2 separate regions of the Mus musculus genome follow, and region 2 is linked to region 1. A link is a contact called in ENCODE Hi-C data. All regions are on one chromosome and are shown on one strand. Each heading gives the region's core, a stretch centred on a gene start or an enhancer-like site at or near the end of the contact. The rest is flanking DNA. Distances are from core to core; before and after follow the strand shown.

What was found. Hi-C counts contacts between places; a loop is a spot of excess contacts on that map.
Region 2: a loop to region 1 is called in a map of left cerebral cortex, with 2.1 times the contacts of the local background. The contact joins the enhancer-like site here to the promoter of Ralgapa2 in region 1. A Hi-C loop is called at or near these places in 3 of 37 maps with a recorded cell type or tissue (heart and left cerebral cortex).

Annotation. Positions count from the first base shown.
Region 1 is chr2:146,510,178-146,514,351 of GRCm38, reverse strand. It overlaps Ralgapa2 (Ral GTPase activating protein, alpha subunit 2 (catalytic)), which reads left to right and starts at 2,348. Exons shown (of 41, transcript NM_001033348.3): 1 at 2,348-2,558. The coding sequence starts at 2,453.
Region 2 is chr2:146,547,549-146,551,722 of GRCm38, reverse strand. No RefSeq gene overlaps it. Among named protein-coding and RNA genes, the nearest start is that of 4933406D12Rik, 6.7 kb to the right of the region's middle. Within about 2 kb of position 2,387, at least 1 of the 3 ENCODE cell types and tissues checked has a DNase peak (open chromatin) inside an H3K27ac peak, as active enhancers do; it is heart, where a contact is called at or near this core.

The DNA.
Region 1 (4,174 bases), core at 1,099-3,598:
TGGGTGTATGTCTGTGCCCTGTGTGCACATCTGTCCTCAGAGGCTGGAAAGGGCATCTGACCTCTGAGACTAGAGTTATAGATGGTTGTGAGCCACCATGGAAGTGCTGGAAATTGAACCTGGCTCCTGTAGTCGAACAGCCAGAACTCCTAAGCACTGAGGCATCTCTCCAGCCCCAAGTTTTAAACTTTGAATTTCATGTTTGTTATTTATTGATTAAGGCGGCAATGGAGTGTCTGAAAAGTACTTGACACTCTAAAGCCCAAGGAAGAAGTAAGTAACTTCAGGGTGAATAATTTCCTCAAGGGGTTAGAAGACCAACAAGAGGATTTTTTGAGAGAACAGCAACAATCAAAAAACCCCAACAAAACAAAACTGGGAGGTGTCCTGGGTAAATAAGCATCAAAACACTAATACGTGATTCTTTTAAAAAGGGAGGTGGGTGTTGCAGTCTTATGTCTTCACTCTGTAAGTATGATAGATGAGATGAACTTACATGCATAGATGCCTGGTTTTTGTCTATCCAGTTTCTAACACTGCCATATATTTAGCATACAGAAATGCATATATTTGTCTAGTTTTTCCTCCTCAGTTGGATTGGAAGCTCTGGCAGTGAGAGAACTGCTTCTTGTAATATCTGTTATTTCCTGGGCTTAGGATCTTGTTTTTACACCATAGGTCTTTACTAGATGTTTGCTAATAATGAGAGCTCACATTGCAAGAGAAAAATTGATTTCAGTGGGATAAATTCATTTTACTTTTTCAATCAGTGTAAGAAAAGATGTCCTTGTTCAAAGGAATGGAACAGTGAACATGTGTTTTAAAATCTGAAACAGGGCACAGGATAAACTGATGGTGACAAATACTCTTGCCGTAATGTTAGAGACAGCATCACTTCTCTCCCTTACAACAGAATTGGGGAGATTATGGCCTTCATCTATGATGTCATCTGGGGATGCAGGAGGCGCAACAGCTCTCCCATCATCCTAGGCATGGAGATTACATCTCTAGGTCTGTGAGATTTCTGCTGTTAGGTGATCTGTCTGTAGTCTGTTTTGTTTTGTTTTGTTTTGTTTTTTTGGCTAAATACTGTTCCTTTGGGTATATCTTAGTCGTAGCCATGCTATTTTGATAACTCTAAAAATAGAATTTACCAGAACGGAGAAGTTTTTGCATGCTGAGTTGAAATGTGTAGGGCTGCTTTATCATCTTTTTTTTTTTTTAACTTAATGAGTTTATTGAGTGCCTGTAGAGATCAAATACCAAGCTTAATACAAGGGTGTGTACATTTCTAGCACTTTCCTCCACTAGAGAAAAAGACTCTTGGATTATGCCTATTTGGATGAAAAACATGTGATTCTAAGGTGCCTCTTTAGGTACTTGCTAATAAAGCCAAAATATCAAACCTTGGGGATCCAGATGATAATAAACAATTATATAGTCAGTTTTCTGGTAAGAAATCATTTGAGCATCTTCTGTCTTAAAGTCTTGCTTCAGTGAATAGGCATCTGGCCTTAAAAAGCATGTTGGCCCGAGAGTCAGGTCCTTCAGGTTCTATTTCTGGTTCTGTTATTGGATTGCTATGAGGCCTTGCATAACCCAGGAGCTCTATCCGCAAAGCAAGAGGCAAGACTGACCTCTGCACTTGAGATTGGGTTCCAGATGCCTTGGGGACTGAGTGGACCTCACTGGACAACAGGCCCACTCTTCTCTGCTACCAAAGCCATTTATTTACTTTAGTGTGAAATTAGAGATCAGATTTTGACATGGCCACACGTGCTTTGTCTTGCTCCTTAGTGTGAATCCAGAAGTAAAAAAAAAAAAAAAAAATCTAGAAATAGTTTTCAAAATTTAAAAGTCCTACAGCTTTTCTTACTTTGTGTGTGTCTGTGAGAGAGTGGGGGGTTGGGAGGGGTAGGTACGCAGGCCAGGCAGTAGAGGGGAGGGAGTGTGAGTTTCAAGGGTGGCATCTAGCACTCTGGAAAGCAGGTCGCTGCGCTTCGTCTTGTGGGGACTACAGTTCCCGGGAGCACTTGCGGCCCATATAGGGGCGGGAGCTCGCGGTCCTGGTCATATGGAAAACACCGCAATCTGATTGGAGGTCACTGCGCAGACTCGAAGCTGGGCGCGCGTCCCCGCGAGGTTCCTAGCCTCAGGCTCCTAGTGCGTGAACAGTCCGGGATGTGCGCGTGCGTCGCGCCGGAGGGCGGACCAGAGGCACCCGTGGGGCGGGGCCGAGGGTTTCGCATCGACACCGCCTTCCTGCCCCGCCCCTGACCGTTCGGCCCGCCCCTCCTTCCTGGAGCCTCCGCTGAGGCTGAGGCGGCGAGGCGGCCGGGAGGGGGGCGGCTTGTGGCCGGAGCGACACGCGCCCGTCGCGACCCTATGCAGTGACTCGTGCGGCGCAGGCGCCTCCTGCCCCGCCGGCGGGGCCCAGGCTTACCGCGGCGGGATGTTCTCCCGAAGGAGCCACGGAGATGTGAAAAAGTCCACGCAGAAGGTGCTGGACCCCAAGAAGGACGTGCTGACCCGCCTGAAGCACCTGCGGGCGCTGCTGGGTGAGGCGTGGGGCGTGGGCTGTGGGTCAGAGCCACCTGCCGGGAGGGCCGGGTCCCACCCGCGGCGTGGGCCTGATGGGGTCTCAGGTCCGAGTGATGTAGAGAGCTGGGAATGGTGCGCAGCCGACCTTTGCTAGCCTAGATCGGGACCCTTGAGGCATTGTTCCTGAAGGCTGTACGTTGGCCCTGGGCGCTGCTCTGTCGTCCCAAGTGTAAACTTAGCCAGGATTCTCTTTTGGGTGCCTAGCCTCGGGTAACCTCTGTGCCTGAGAGCAGGCACAGAGGTGACTATAAGCTGTCCTCTCCAGGAAATAAACCAAGCACAAGTGGGGCGGGCTTGAACACACACACACACACACACACACACACACACACACACACACACACACGCACACGCAGCCCTACCTCTCTGCCACCTCCTCTCTGCCACCTCCCTCTCCCTCTCCCATTCTAAAAATTTAAATTCTTGACAACTTGGGTTAGACCAATAGCTCATGTGGTCCCATCACAGACTTCGTTGAACTACCATCTCTCACTCACTCTCCTTTTAAAATGTTACTATGTTTGAGTGTAAGACTTTAGGTAGGATTGATTTCAGCTGACCCCAGGACAGATTAGATGTCATTTCTTCTCTCCTGCCCTTCTCTCTTTTAAATTTACATTTTTTGGGGGTTGGGGGAGGGAGGATGGAAGGGTCCGGCTGATAGCTGTTTCCTTGGGTCTTTGGTGTGAAGGGGGCTCTGATCAGAGGAAGCTAGGCTTTCTTTGGGTCCAGGGAGGCAGCTTCTCCCTTATCATCAGAGTGACAACCATTACTCCCTTTTGCCTTCCCTATTCATGGCCTGCAGGGTGGAGGTTCTGCAGAGCCCAAGTGGGCCTGGAATTGACTTGTGATGGCTTGAAAGCTCTCCCCTGTGGGTGTGAAGTGTCCACAGGTTATCTGATGCTGGTGATGTGTAGCTTGGCTAGGCTATGCATTAGTTCTATCTTCTGTCTGTCTGGACAGACTTATCTGTATTTGGGGGCCAAGGAAAAGACAGGTTTCTTCTACATATGTATACTGTTGAAACAATAATAAAAAATTAAAAACCCAGTGTTTTTAAAATTTTAGACCATCTGCCACTTGAGAAAATAGGGCACAAAAGAATTCATTTTATAGGTGAGAATTTTAAGCATTCTTGTTAATGAGATTAAGAGTTGCTAATTATTTCTATTTATATTGTGTAAACTATTTCTGAGTGGGGGATTGGCCAGCCAATCAGCCAACCAATGAACCAACCAAATGCAAAACTCAAAACCATGACTGTTGCCTCAAAACCTACTCCCTTCCCCCTCAAAACCCACCAGATTTTGACAACTGAAGTTACTATCTCAGATCCCCAGATATTACACTTAATGTGTTCAGTTTATAATGAATGTAAATCAGTTACTGTTAGAAGGATTAGTTTCTGGACTTCTGAAAGCAAAATGTGATGTTCTTGGTAAGTTGAACTTTCTCCTTCCTGTAGTGAAATGTCTAGGCACACAAGTGCTTTGTGTTGGGTCCTTAGTATCTGATTAGTTCCTGCTGCAGGGGCATTCTTGATAAAGGAGAACTGAACAGTATTTTAAGGCAT
Region 2 (4,174 bases), core at 1,138-3,637, 37 kb before region 1:
CTTACTCCTCTAATTCTGCTTTTAGAGGCCAACACACCATAAAATTATACTTTCCTTTATTTTTAGCTAAAACATTATAGTGCAAGTTAAGCACAGCCAGAGATCTACCTCCTTACCATTCTAACCTTTAGATGTGCACCTTGAGCTAAATACACCCACAATCTTATCTCTGTTTTGCCTTCTTAAATTATGATCTTAAACTGAGCATGCTCAGAATGCAGTACTTAACTGGGCCTTCTCAGGACTTGTCTTCCCCCTTAAATGAATATGTATAGGTTGCCTGAATAGAAGCCCCAGGCTTTCTTTGTGGAGGGCCCTGCTCAGTTCTGCCTCTCTCCACTCACCAAGATGCAATCCACTCTATTGTTCACTTACACTACTAACAAAGTTTTGCTTTGTTTGACACAGGGTATCATATAACTGGAGCCTTAAACTGGATCTAACTCCTGTGCTGGGATTACAGGTCTGTGCCACCAGACCCAGCTAACATGGGCTGCATCAGCCTCTGCTTGAAAATGGGATGGAATGGGTACCCAAATGGATCTCAGTGCCATAGTGTTGGAAGAGGTTCCAGTGTTTTGCCTGTTGACTGCAAGGGGAGAAACTTGCTTATCAGGAAAAGAGCCAGATATTAAGGGTGAGTAAGGATAAAGAGAACCACAAAGAACTGGTCAAAGACATGAAAGAAAGCATAGTAGTGTAAGCCATGTTGTCTTATTTACTCTTTGATTGCTGTGATAAAACACCACAGCCAGCCAATGTATAAAAGAAAACATTCGATGCAGCATACAGTTACAGAGGGCTAGAGCCCATGGTAGTGGAGCAAAAGGATAGATGAGACTCCTATCTTGGTCCACAAACAAGATGGAGGGAGGGAGGGGAAGGAGGAAAGGAGAAGAGGGGAAGGAGAGAGAGAGAGAGAGAGAGAGAGAGAGAGAGAGAGAGAGAGAGAGAGAGAGAGAGACAGACCCAGTGACACACTTCTTAATCCTTCCTAAACAGTTCCAACTAGGGACCAAGTATTCAAACACTTGTGTGGGACATCTCATTCAAACTACCACACCATGGCAAGATCTTGTATGATGTTTAGAAGCAAATAGGCTTCTGGGGCAGCAAAGATGTATTTACATCAACTGAGTCTATTATATAGTGGAGCGTGTATTAACTGCTCTGCACACATATTTTATTTAATCCTTATGAGACTTGAGAGACTACAAAAGGATAGTCTGCCAGAGAAAGAAAGATGATCATTATGCACACAAGATGTGCCCTCAGACCATAGATTGATGTTCCATAAGCCAGCAAGACATCCAGGAGCCAGATGATGGGAAGTATCTGTAAGACGGAGTATTTTGTCATAGGACAGTAAGTGATTAGATTAGGAGAATTGGAAGTTTATTATCTGTTAGCCAGAAGTGAATAGGACCTCAAGACCAAGGCCAAATGATAAAAGAGGCTTCCCTTTCACTGCACAGTTCTGCTGTGTTAAAATGTGTGATTTCAGCCAGACATTGGGGTACATATCTATAATCACAGGACTTGTTAGTCTGAAGCAGGGGTACACCATGCAACTCTGTCTCAAAAAAGGGGGGACAGAAACTTCTACACAGTGTATGTGGTTGAACTCCAGGTATCAGTGGTAGGTGCCATTCCTCTTAGGAGTTAAAGAACCTCAGAGAACTAACATGCCACCCAATGATGGACAGATATAGGAAACTCTTGACAATGTCTTTCTAACATGCCGGGCTGTGAATTGGCCTCTTCAATTCTAGCACACTTTTGGGAGTGCCTCTTTTTTTGTTGTTTTAAAGTAACTCTCAACTCCTGAATTCTCTCCCTCCGTTAACAGGATGTTATTAAAAATGAGCCAAGTTGCCCACGGACTTTCAGGAGGGGATCAGTATGTACAAGCACTTGTCTGTCTGTTTTGTATTCCCCTGGAGTGGTTCTGTCTGTTCTCTGCTAAGACAGGATCTGACCTCCCTCTGCTCAGACGGGACCCACTCCAGCCTCTCAGCTCTATGTGTAGAGGTTACAAGGCTCACATACAACTAACTACCATTGAGAAGCTGCCGGTGAGGGAGAGGGTAGTATTCTGGCCTCAACACTCAGCTTCTGGCTGAATCCCACAGATCTGATTGTTGAGGGTGAGAGCTGGGGAGGAGATGCTATTGTGGAGAAAGTGGGAGGCCACTTTAAGGAATTTACATAGTACCTTCAAGTTGGTGTTGGCAGGACTGTATTCATCCGCAGCCAGCTACCGGCTCAAAGGCTTAACTGACAAAGCTCCAGCTCCTTCCCTGAGCCAGTTAGAGGAGGCAGTCTAAACTCTCTCGCTTGAGTAAACTCATAGTTCCTACTGGTTCCTAGTCCTGAACAATATCTACAAATAGGGCGCCAGGCATTTCCTTTATTGGCAGCATAGTGACTTTTCCTAGGATAAGCTCAAAATGGAAGGGCCAGAGGCCAGTCTGTACTTAATGGAGTTGGGGGAGGGGGACTGTAACCATAGCAGCAGCAAGAATAACACTAATAGTAGGGATTATGCATGGAGCCCTCTTTCCAGGCCAGGCCACAGTAGGTGGCCTTCATGAGCCCAGACAACCCTTTATCATCAATGGGTCCACATTACCTTCGAGGAAACTCAGTCTGAAAGAAGGAATTTGCCCCAAATCCTAATCCTGCAACTGCTAAGCGACTCAGCCAGGAAGCCAAAATTAACACCCAGACTCACGTTCTATCTGGATTTCTCCTTCTGAATTTTTTTTCCTCAAAATCTTTGGTGTTACGATTTAAAACAAAACAAAACAAAACAAAACAAAAACAAAAACAAATCAGGCTGGTGACAGCTCAGTGATAGAGTACCAGCCTAGCATGTTCAAGGCCCAAGCCCCAAAAGAAAAGAAAAAAACAAAAATGATTTGGTGCCGTAGCAGCACAGGTAGGTTGTCCTAGCACTTAGGAGGTAGAGGCCCAAGGATCAGAACCTAAGGTTAACTTGGTTACAAGGTAGATTTGAGGCCGGTCTGGGTTACTTGGGACTCTGTCTCAAAGAAACAATAACAAATAAAATAAAAATTCAAAATGGGTGGGGGGTTGGATGGGGTGGGTGCTAGAGAGATTGCTCAGCAGTTTAAACACACACATACACACAACATTCTTGCAAAGAATCCAAATTTAGTTCTCAGCATTACATTGTGCAGCTTACAATGCCCATGAACTCTAGGGGATCCCCAGAGTCTCTGTGGGCACCTGAACTCATGGGTGCATATACACACACGTAGACACATAATTTAAAAAACAAATAATAAAAAGAAATGAATCTTTGGAGCTGGAGCGATGGCTCAGCAGTTAGGAACATGATTGCTTTTTCCGGAGGACCCAGCACCCACATGGCAGCTCTCAGCTCTCAGTAACTCCAGTTCCAGGGGATCTGACACCCTCACACAGACAGGCATGTGGGAAAAACACCAATGCACGCGAGCTAAAAATAAATATTAAAAAAAAAAAAGAAAAGAAAAGAAAGAGAAAATTCAGACAGAAGGGCAGAGGAGAGGGCGTGAAGATAGAGTGGGCAATGGTCCATCCTAGGCTGTAGTTGGGTGAGATTCACTCTAATGCTCGAAATCACAGTAGGATTAGTGTGGTTGACAGTACTTAATATATACTACATAATAGCTGGTGGAAAGATCTCAGGTGTTCCGAGAATAAAGGATCGGTGTTTGAAGTCACCAAGCATGCCAGCTCCCCTGACACTCGTCATACACCAGCAGTAAAGTGTCACCGCATACCCTATAAATGTGCCTGGTTATTATGTCACTAAAACAAGCATGCGTAAGTAAGCACGGTGAGAGACAAGTGGTCTGAGACCAGTCTCTTCATTCATGATGAATTCACAACCAGTCCAAAAGAAACAGGAGATTCTGAAATTCCGCACTGGCGCAGAATCCTTGGTGTTTGACATGTGCCCGCTGTGGATTTGGTAATTTGCCATTCGGTAAGTTCTTTATGCACAACTTTCTCCTCAAGCTGGCAAGCAAGTGTGATGACCTTTTTGTGAGATCTCTGAGCTGCTGACTCTCCCCTTACCACTCCACACTGATGCTTGTTCACTTCCCAAATTACCACTGAGGAACTGCCATCCCCATCCCTCCACCCCTACCCCTCCATCCCC